Linked DNA regions of Homo sapiens: region 1 is linked to region 2. A link is a loop called in an ENCODE intact Hi-C map of the cell type or tissue named here. Cell type or tissue: A673. All regions are shown on one strand.

Region 1 (5,000 bases), 1.5 Mb before region 2:
GAAATGTTCATCAGCAATCCTTCTGTCAGAGATGACTACTGTCTCCCAGTAACTTACAGAATAATAGAATTCCAGATTCAAGCTGGGTGTGTCAAATCAAGACTACATTCTTCTGCCCCCCCGCTTATAGCTATAGGAGCTAAGATATATGAGTAAAGCTCTCAAAGAAATATGAATAAATCTTAGTTGTATAATTTTCAGTTTGTTACCTAAATCTTAGGGAGATGCCCTTAAACTCGGGAACATGCCCTTAAAATGAATAGATATGCTTCTCCTTCCCTCTTCCACTTTCCGTTTGCTGGAAGGCAGTCTAGTGTTGGCAAGCCTTCCTGAACCTCAGGATCATGGCCAACACCTTAAATATGGCAGAGATACAAGAAACAGAAAACCTAGGTCTCTGATACCAAGACTATCCTGTGCTTGGATGTCTTGTGCCACAGTCGTTAAGTGACAGATAGAGAAGGAGAAAATTTATTTCCATCTTATCTTGTTTGTTTTCTTACCTTCTCACTCCGGAGAATGGTGTTTAGTTGGTGCTTGGCTTAATACATTTCCTAAAACTTAATACATTTTCCAAAACGTATCCCTCTCTCTCTCATATATATATATATATATATATATATATATATATGCATATATATATATATATGCATATATATATATATGCAATGAATGGTCTATAGAGAGACTGTCTAAATATATCTGCAGTGTGAACAGTGTGTATACACATACACACACACACACACACACACAGAGGGAGAGAGAGAGAAAGAAGAAAGTGAGGACAGAGAAGAAATATTTGAGGTAATAATGGCCAAGAACTTTCCAAATAAAACCACATATCCAGAAATCTCAGAGAACACTAAGAAGGATAAATTTAAAAAATGAAAAACAACAACAAGAATCACGCCTAGTCATATCACATTCAAAGTGCTGTAAACCAAAGACAGAGACAATCTTAAAAACAACTAGGGAAGGAAAAACAATACTACCTTAACTAAAAATAAATAATAGCCAAAGTAATATTTTAAATAAGAAATACTGATCATGCCACTACACTGTTTAAATTTCTGTCAGGGGTGGGGGGCTAGGGGAGGAATAGCATTAGGAGAAATACCTAATGTAGATGATGGGTTGATGGGTGCAGCAAACCACCATGGCATGTGTACAACTGTGTAACAAACCTGCACATTCTGCACACGTACCCCAGAACTTACATTATAATAAAAAATAGTTTCCCATTGCTCTTGAAAGTAAGTGATATTACCTTAGCATAATCAAACAGGCTTTGATTAGTCTGGCTCCTGCTTCCTTTTCTGGCCTCATCTTCTTTCATGAAACCCTTATTTCTTGCCTTCCTGCCTTGTAGCCTTCTGTCTGTTCCTCCTAAATGCCCTGGGCTTCACCATGTTCCTGGGATTTTCTGTACATGCTGTTTTCTAGTTTAGGATTATTTTTCCTTTTCTGGGGAACCCCGTTAACTTTGCCCCTACTTCTTAAGGGAAGCCCTACCCAACCCCCATTTCAAGGTGGGCTGCTCTATTATAAGTCATCTTAAACCTTGTCCAGTTGTGAGGTTGGGTTGTTTTGTACTTTTATTTTTTAATATCTCTTAGAGAGCTTATCTGGCTTTGCTAACACTCCATTCACAACTCCACAGTGCTCAGCACAAAGTGGGGACTAAATTTATGCTTGCTTCATAAAAGAAAGTATAGGTTTCTTGCAATTATCCTAAAAAATAAATATTTATTGATTACAGATTACTGGTGGGGTGGTTTCAATAAATATTTATTAATTTATTAAAAAACAAATGAAGCACTACCCTCAACTAAGCACATTCTTACATTGTGGGGAGAAGACACACTGGCTCTAATCCATATAATTTATTGGGGTTTACAGTTGTGCCAAATAACAAAAAATTGAAAAAGACAATATATCAAAGATGTGCATCAGACCAGGTTGTGTGTGCCTTTAGGAAATAAATTCTACAGATTGCAAAACTTGAGCTATATATACTGCAGCATTAGGAGAATTGGCACCCTAGGGTGCAGGAATCTTTGCAATTTTGTTAATTGGTGTATTCTCAGTTATTACAAAAGTACCTGACATTTAGTAGGCACTTAATAATAATTTATTAAGTAAAGACATAGAAGGTAGCTAAATAAAAAACAGGTAAACAAGGGACAGTGAAAAGACTCCAGGTAGAGTAAACAGCATGTACAATTCCCTAGACTGACAAAATTTTTATATCTCTGCAGCTTCACATTGATGCCAATATGAAAATGGCATCATTTAAATTGTGAAGTCTTTCTCTGAGAGAAAGACTTCAGGAAGAAAAGTGAGGAGAGGGATACGAGTTTTGGATAAATTAAATCCGTGATATATTTAGGTAAATAGAACAATTTTGATTCCTTCAACAGTGTTGTCCACATTATTATTAGCCTTTGAAACATTTTCTTCTAGATCATAATTGTTTCTTTATTCTCACCAATATTAAAGATGTGAGTTTGAGTTAAGGTTTTTGAGAAAATATGTCATCCAAATTCTAATTTCTCTCTCTAACACAGAGAAATTCCAGTGATTTTATCATTCAGATGCAGTACAGCTCTGTGTTAAAAATTATAACCTTTTACAGTATGCTGAGGTTGTATTTGTAAATGTTTATTTTACTTTATTTGGGGGATAGGGTATTTAACAAAATGTCAAAGGTTCTTGCACCTGAGAGTGCACATTCTACTAATGCTGCAGTATGCATAGCTCAGGTTTTGCAGTCTGTAGAACTTCCTTCTAGAGGCATATACAACCTGGTCTTGTGCATACCTTTGTTATATTCTGTCCTTTCAATTTTTATCCATTGGCCTGAAGCGGGGGAAACCCAACACATGTTATCAGAGTATCTTTTGTTTCTGTCATTCCAAGCAATAACCAGCAGGTGGTATCAAACAATTTTACATGTGTTCTATTGCAGTCTTTCGTGCCTGTTTGGTTTCTGAGACTTCTCCTTCTTAACTTCCACCCTGCACCCCAACCACAAATACATAGGAAGGTTTTATTTTATTTTGTCTTTCTGATTTAAATCTACCTTTGCTTTCAGAGTGATATTTTTGGCATAAATGCATTGAAGTATTTTTTTTTTTTTATATAGTAGGGGCACAGCTTTACATGAAGAAACTCATTTGATCTTAGTAACAACAGTATTGGAAAGCACTACTGGTGATCCTTACTTTAGAAATGGGGAAGCTGCTACAGCAGTGTCAGTCTCTATGTTAAACTACCTACCTTAGTTTGACTTTCTTCTCAGCGTGTATTTTTACCCAACACTCTTTGCTTGGACATCATTTGCTCAGCTATTATGAGTTAAAACATCAATTATCTAATGTTTTTGGCCTATACCTTGATATAAAAATATTATGTAAAATAAACCAAAATATAAAAGTGCTGTAAGTTAGGTATTGTCTGTGCATGGGGAATAATCACATATATTTCACATGTTATAGAGAATTTTAGTGCTAAAAACACTTTAAAGTACTTACCTTTTTTATTTTTAATTGACAAAAGAGCCTCCCAGAAAAGAAGTGAATTGTAGAGATCTCACAGAGGTGATAAAAAAAAGAAACAGTCTGTTAAAGAAATGCTAAGGAAACATTTAGAGAGTACCCAACTAGTGTAGAAAAATGCACATTGTTGGTAGAGAGGTACATGGAAGGTTTGTGAGCTTTCCAGGTAAGTGCACTATCTCTTTGTTTAATGTCCAGTACTCTCTGTTTATAGTGTCATGAGACCAGGCTACGCCAAAGCAGTAAACAGAAAAGGTGACATTTGAGAATCATATCTTTCCAGTAAAAAGACAAAAAGAAAGGGAAGACAGGAAGGAAGGAGGAGCGGATCTAGACAGAAAGTTAATAATGTTATTGTCAAATTTCCAAAATCAGATGAAAGAAAATATAATTTAGATATGGGGAAGACTGCCTCATAGTAGATTTATATTAAAATTGCTGTAATGTTTCATTGCCTAGAATGAATAGACCAAAATCTAATTTTAAACTATCAGTTTACACTTACAAACAAATTTCAACTTACGGTTTGCCATAATTTGGGCTTACATTTTATTGTAAATGTTTTTAGTTTTTTAGAAAATTAATCAGTATTAGTGCAACCATCAGATATTCCAAGAATTCACATTTGCATTACAATTGATAGATGCCATCAAGTATCCCTGCTTTAAATTAAAATTGTTGTATTATTTTTATCACAAAAGCAAAGCAGTTTCACTGCAGAAAAAGAATATAATACAATCTCCTCAGTATTAATTTTCATAAATAACTAATATTACCATATTAAATTGTATCATTAGAGATTTTATCTTTTAATTTTATTTCTGGTATTTCATTTTACAATAGTAAAAAAATGTGAAACAAAAAAAAGTCAGCCACAAGTCCGTTTTAATTTTCTCCATTCAATCCAAATACCACATTCTTCCCCAAAATGATAACTGTAGGTGTTTCTTTTCTGATTTTTTTTACTACGTTTATACAGTTACATTTATATTGATATATAAATCCAGCTGGGTGTATTTTCATTCAAATTGAATTATGAAACTTTTAATGCAGAATATTTGTAGTGAATATATAGCACTACTTTATCCTTTGTGATATTGTCATGGTATTTATCATGTAGGTATTCAACAACTTTTCAAACTATTTCTATATCAGTTAATAGGCCAATTTGCCACTCTGGCTTTTAAAAGCAGTGTTCAAAGAGGAGTCTTGTATATCACTTATCTCTATACTTTCTTTTTTATTCTCTATTGACACATAACTGTATATATACATATAGATTACAAAATGATGTTATGATTTTTAATACATGTGGGAAGATTAAAGTCAGCTAATTAATATATCTGTCACCTCTAATATTTAACATTTTGTAATGAGAATATTAGAAATACTCTCTTAGTGAAATAGAAGTTACAGAACTTAATTATTAGCTATATTTACCAT
Region 2 (5,000 bases):
CTTGTACTCCAGATCATCTTGAATTATTTCAGCTGTTACATATCTGTGAATGTCTATCTGGCTTTTATTTTTTATATAGAATGCTACATATAAAATATTAGATTGACCCTTTTTTTCCCTCTGAGTACCAAAGTTATAATGTCATTGTCTACCCACCTTTGTTTCTCATGAGAAGATGGTGCATTTTGTATTATTTTTCACACTTACAAACTTTATCTAACCCCTACTCCCAACTGCTTCCAAGGTTTCTTTCTTTACTTTTGGTTTTCAGTCATTTGACTATGATGTTCCTAGTGTTATGTGTATATATTATTTTTTTGATGCTTAAGGTATATGTTTCTCTAGGTTGGTGTTTATTCACCAAATCTGGAGAAATTTAGCCATCATTTCTGTTTTTAAAAAATTTCTTTTAACCTTTTTTCAAGACAGGGTCTCACTCTGTTGCCCAGGCTGGAGAGCAATGGTGTGATCATTGCAGCTTCAAACTTCTTGCCAGGCACAAGGGATTCTCCCACCTCAGACTCCTGGGTAGCTAGAACTACAGGTTCATGCCACGACACTTGGCTAATTTTCTTTCTTTCTTTTTTTTTTTTCTTTAAGAGATTAGGTATCATTATGTTGCCTGGGCCAGTCTAGAACTCCTGGTCTCAAGCAGTCCTACCACCTTGGCCTCCCAAAGCTTTGGGATTACAGGCATGAGCCACCATGCCCAGTCTAGATATCATTTCTTTGAATAATGTTCTTATTCATATCTTGTGCTTATTCTTTGTATATTCCAGTTACACACACATTAGTATGATATTATCCTACAATGCACTGAGGTTCCATTCATTTTTTAAATTATTTTTCTCTCTATTCTTCAGATTATATGATTTCTATTAATTTGTCCTCAAATTCACTGACCAATCTTTTCTTCTGCCATCTTCTCTCTGCTATTAAACCTCACCAGTAAATTTTCAAGTAATATTACATTTCAAGTAATATACTTTTAAATAGAATTCTTATTTTTTTCTTTCTTATAACATCCATTTCTCTGCTCAGATTCTTCATCTCTTCAGCATCATTTCCTTTACATCCTTGAACATGCCTATAGTAGCTGAATTTTAAATCTTTGTCTTCCAATTCTATCATCTCCAAGAATGTTTCAATTATGTACTTTTACTTTTAAAAATCAGCCACATTTTCCTGTTTTTTTTTTCCCCCATGTGTAGTAACTTTTAGTTTTATGCTATGCATTATGGATTGTAAAAACTAGACTCCGGATTCTAGAATCTTCCTCTAAAGAGTGCTGATTTGTGGTTAGTAAATAACTAAATTACTATGTATCTTCAACTTGTGTGGGCTTGATTTTATAATTTCTTGGGGAGGATTTGTTTCAGTTTAGCCTAGTCCTGAGGAAATAATCATTATTCCTAAGTCATAGCCCTTCTGGGGTTTCAATTAAAAGCAAATCTCATTTGGAAATATTTAAGTGTCAATTCCCATGATCCTTGTGCTGGGCAGAAATTCAAATCTTTGCTTAGCATTTTCAGCCTACAGGCAGGTTTTCTTTCTATATTCCTTGGAATCTCCACTGTGCATGCACAGTTCTGGTTTATCCAACGATGTGAGAGAAGTTTATATGCAGATTTTGGGTCGTTCCTCTTTTTCAAGTATTTTCCTATTCAATTTCCAGCTGGCTGGCAGTCCTGAACTCTAACTCTAACCACTTAAGCTATGAAAACTGTGGCTTTTTGCTTGAGTTTTACTCCCTGGCACCACAGACAAATATTGTTTATCACTGGCAGATCTGAGGCACAAGATCAGGGACACCTGGCTTAGAACTAGTGCTAGAGAATGAAATAGCACCAGGCTAGAAAATGGAGGGTAAGCATTCATCTGGGAGTGAATCTTTCGTGGCCAAAAGTTAAAGGAAGAGAATCCAGCAGCTCCTAGGCCTGGAATCATTATTCCTACGGATCAATCAGAACCAGATAAGTCAGGGAAAGGCACCAGTCCAATAATAACTTATTAAGCAGAAGTGATCAAAAACACATTAACTTGTTCTAAAATGTTGTAAGAACTTTCCAGGGTATTGATTCCCCCTTGTGTCTTACGTCACTCACTACAAAAGAACACCTTGTAGTAATAGTCATTTGATTATGCTGTCATAAAATATTTTACGTAACCAAAAAAATACTTCCGTTGTTGCTGTCTTACTATTTGTCTATTATGGCTATAAAAGAGTAAAAACATTTTCATTCCCTTTCATCCAAAAACTTTACAATCTAACAGTTAATGAAAGGTACTCTTAGAAAGATAGGATGACAAGGGACTACTGAAATCATGAAACCTGCCACCTTCATTTTACAAAGGGGAAAACTGGAGAGTAAGGGACTAGATCATGTCCCCGGACAGTGAATGATAGAGTCAGATCGGAACCTAGCTCTCCTTCCTGAGTCAACGACCCTGTTCCATCTATTTCACTGCATACTGTCTCCTCCATGATTCCCTGGGGCCCTGGAAAGCATCCAGCCTATAAACTTCCTCAAATTGGCAAAGCATCCTAAAATACATACATGGTTATTTTGGACATAATCACTATTTAGTTATCTCTGAATAAAATCTCGAGAAAAATCAGTAGCTCTACGGAATCACTTAATTTACCAAGGATGGTATTTTAGTCTCTAGGAACATCTATCTAAATTTAGACTTTTCCTGCAGCAATATTTCTTTAAACTGTACACCACGAACCACAAATTATCCAGTTACATCACTTCGCTTTTAAGTCATTGGTTTTTTTAAAAAAAATAGGTAAATAGTGACCCCCAGTGGCAAAACTTGTTAGTATCCGCACACTGTAAAGAATTGAAATAAAATGAGATGCTGGTCAGGACAGTTTTGACTGATTGTAGGATATTAGTGTCCAGTAAACATACCCTAACAAACATTAAAAAAAAGAAAATGACTCTCATGTATTCCTATGGAATATCTCTAAAAGAGAGATGGCAAGTTATTTCTTATTGTGTAATTGAATACTATTGTTTACTTTTACTTGTAGTGCCATTTTTTTTTACTATATTCAAAAATTAATTTGGAAATTGATTTAAAAAGCTATAACCATGAATATAAACTAACATATTCAGAAATAACTGACCTTAAGCTACATTTTTATGTTGGTGCTACTCCGGTAAAATCCAGAACACAATCCGTATATCCAAGCTTGCAGATTGACTCATATGTATTAAGTGAGTGAGAGACCAGTAGGCAATGATTATCTCTTTGCTAAATAAATATTGCCATTCCAGGAGGCATATGCTGAAGCTGTGAAGATTCTCCAAATTCTTAAACATTATTATAGCATATAATTTCCTTCATAAAATGCCATAACTAAATGGAAAAAAAAGTTCTTCACACCCTTATCGATTTCATAAAACAGCTCTAAATTTTTGCACTTATAGAGCTATAAAAATTAATTCTCCCTAGAGTACTCACTGAAATAATTTCATGACCTATATTTTCACATTTTAAGGTAAAATACATAGTGATCTTGCATATGACATACAGTTATGCCATAGGGAATTTAACTGCTTGGTTTCAACACAGCCCGTGCTTCTATTTCATAAGCAGTCATTTTGTGAGACTTCTTTACTTTCTCATTATTTCCTGTTCATCTTCTTTTCAGGTCCACTTTCAACAGAATAAATAGAGTTATTTATCACATATGTGATGAATCAAAAGCACTAAATCCTTGTGCATGTGTGTGTGCATGCGTGCATGTACGTGCATAATTTACAAATATCAATCATCTTCTGGATCTGGTGGAAATTACTTTGAATTATTGCTAGGATTTAAAATATACATCAAAACGTGGACATTTACAGCTAGATGCTCTATTTGAAAATCATATTGTCTATGGAGCCAATAAGATGAGCTCTCATTTAAGGTAACAAGTATCAACATGCTTCTAAAGGAAAATATTAATAACATAAGTGTGAACTTGTGACTGATTTAGAGAAAACAGAAAGCAAGCTAGAGCATAAATGGAAGCTGTTTAAAATTTTTTGTGTGATGTCTGTAAGATATAGAAAAACTAATCCTGACTTTGACAGTAAGCTGTTTACTCTGTTTAGTTCATGAGAACTCCATCTGTCCAAGTTATTTTGCTGCATGAAGAAAGGGACAGGAAATTTGCATGTAAAGACCTATTTACAAATTGATGTAATTTCATTTTAGAAAACTGTGGAAATCTACTACTTGGAGTTTTTAGTTTCTAGACTTCTGTTTCCAACTAAATAGTTTATTTATTGAGTAAATAATCATTAAGATCATTTAGGTTCTCTGGGATGTTAACATAACAAAACAGTGGATAAAATACACTAACAGTTGATTTAACTCTGAGAATATATTCACAATAAATTATCCCACTTTTGATGTTTTTATTTCCCCCACAGGAGCAACATTCAATAAACAAGTCACAGGATTACATAACTGACAAACATCACCAGAATACATAAATATGTTACTATTCCTTTTAGTCTGAAGCTATAGCTACTACATAATATTGAAGTGTATATATTAAATGTTGATTTGGGTGACATTATATTGATTACAACCTTTTATTCAAGAGCATGTCTAAAAGCTTAGCAATAACTAAGATTCATATTAGTAACCTGGAGGCCCTAAAACATTCTTCTATGTGATTAATAAAAGATTAATTATAATGTTTATGTAGTTTTCTGTTAACTAGGTAGCAAAAGTAACAGTAACATGAGGAGTAATAATAGTAATAGCAACAGCAGCTTACATTTATTGAGAAAGATGTGTTCATCATTGTCCTAGTCTTTATATCAATTATGTTGACTAATACAACCTTATGAAGTAGAGATAAGAAAAATAGGTGGTAAGTGGTATAAGGTAGGTGTTCAAGGTGACATAAGTAATAAGTGGTGAAAGTTAAGTGTTCAAGGTCAGACAGATGGCAAGTGGTAGCAATTACATGTCCAAGGTCACAAAGGTAT

The links. Hi-C counts contacts between places; a loop is a spot of excess contacts. Peaks named below come from ENCODE experiments on the same cell type or tissue, not always from the same donor. Only the 100,000 strongest peaks of a DNase experiment are listed, where the experiment ranks them.
Region 1: a loop joins it to region 2, with 6 times the contacts of the local background. A loop is called at or near these places in 42 of 110 quality-filtered maps.

The regions. Positions count from the first base shown.
Region 1 is chr4:46,269,134-46,274,133 of GRCh38, reverse strand. The region is part of intron 8 of GABRA2 (gamma-aminobutyric acid type A receptor subunit alpha2); the gene reads left to right. Among named protein-coding and RNA genes, the nearest start is that of GABRA2, 120 kb to the left of the region's middle. In A673, CTCF peaks have their summits at 2,722 and 2,923 (motif pointing right); a DNase peak (open chromatin) is centred at 2,953.
Region 2 is chr4:44,758,142-44,763,141 of GRCh38, reverse strand. All of the region lies in intron 1 of LOC105374439 (a long non-coding RNA gene), which reads right to left. All of the region lies in intron 1 of LOC112268465 (a long non-coding RNA gene), which reads left to right. Among named protein-coding and RNA genes, the nearest start is that of GNPDA2, 34 kb to the right of the region's middle. In A673, a CTCF peak has its summit at 2,812 (motif pointing left); a DNase peak (open chromatin) is centred at 2,781.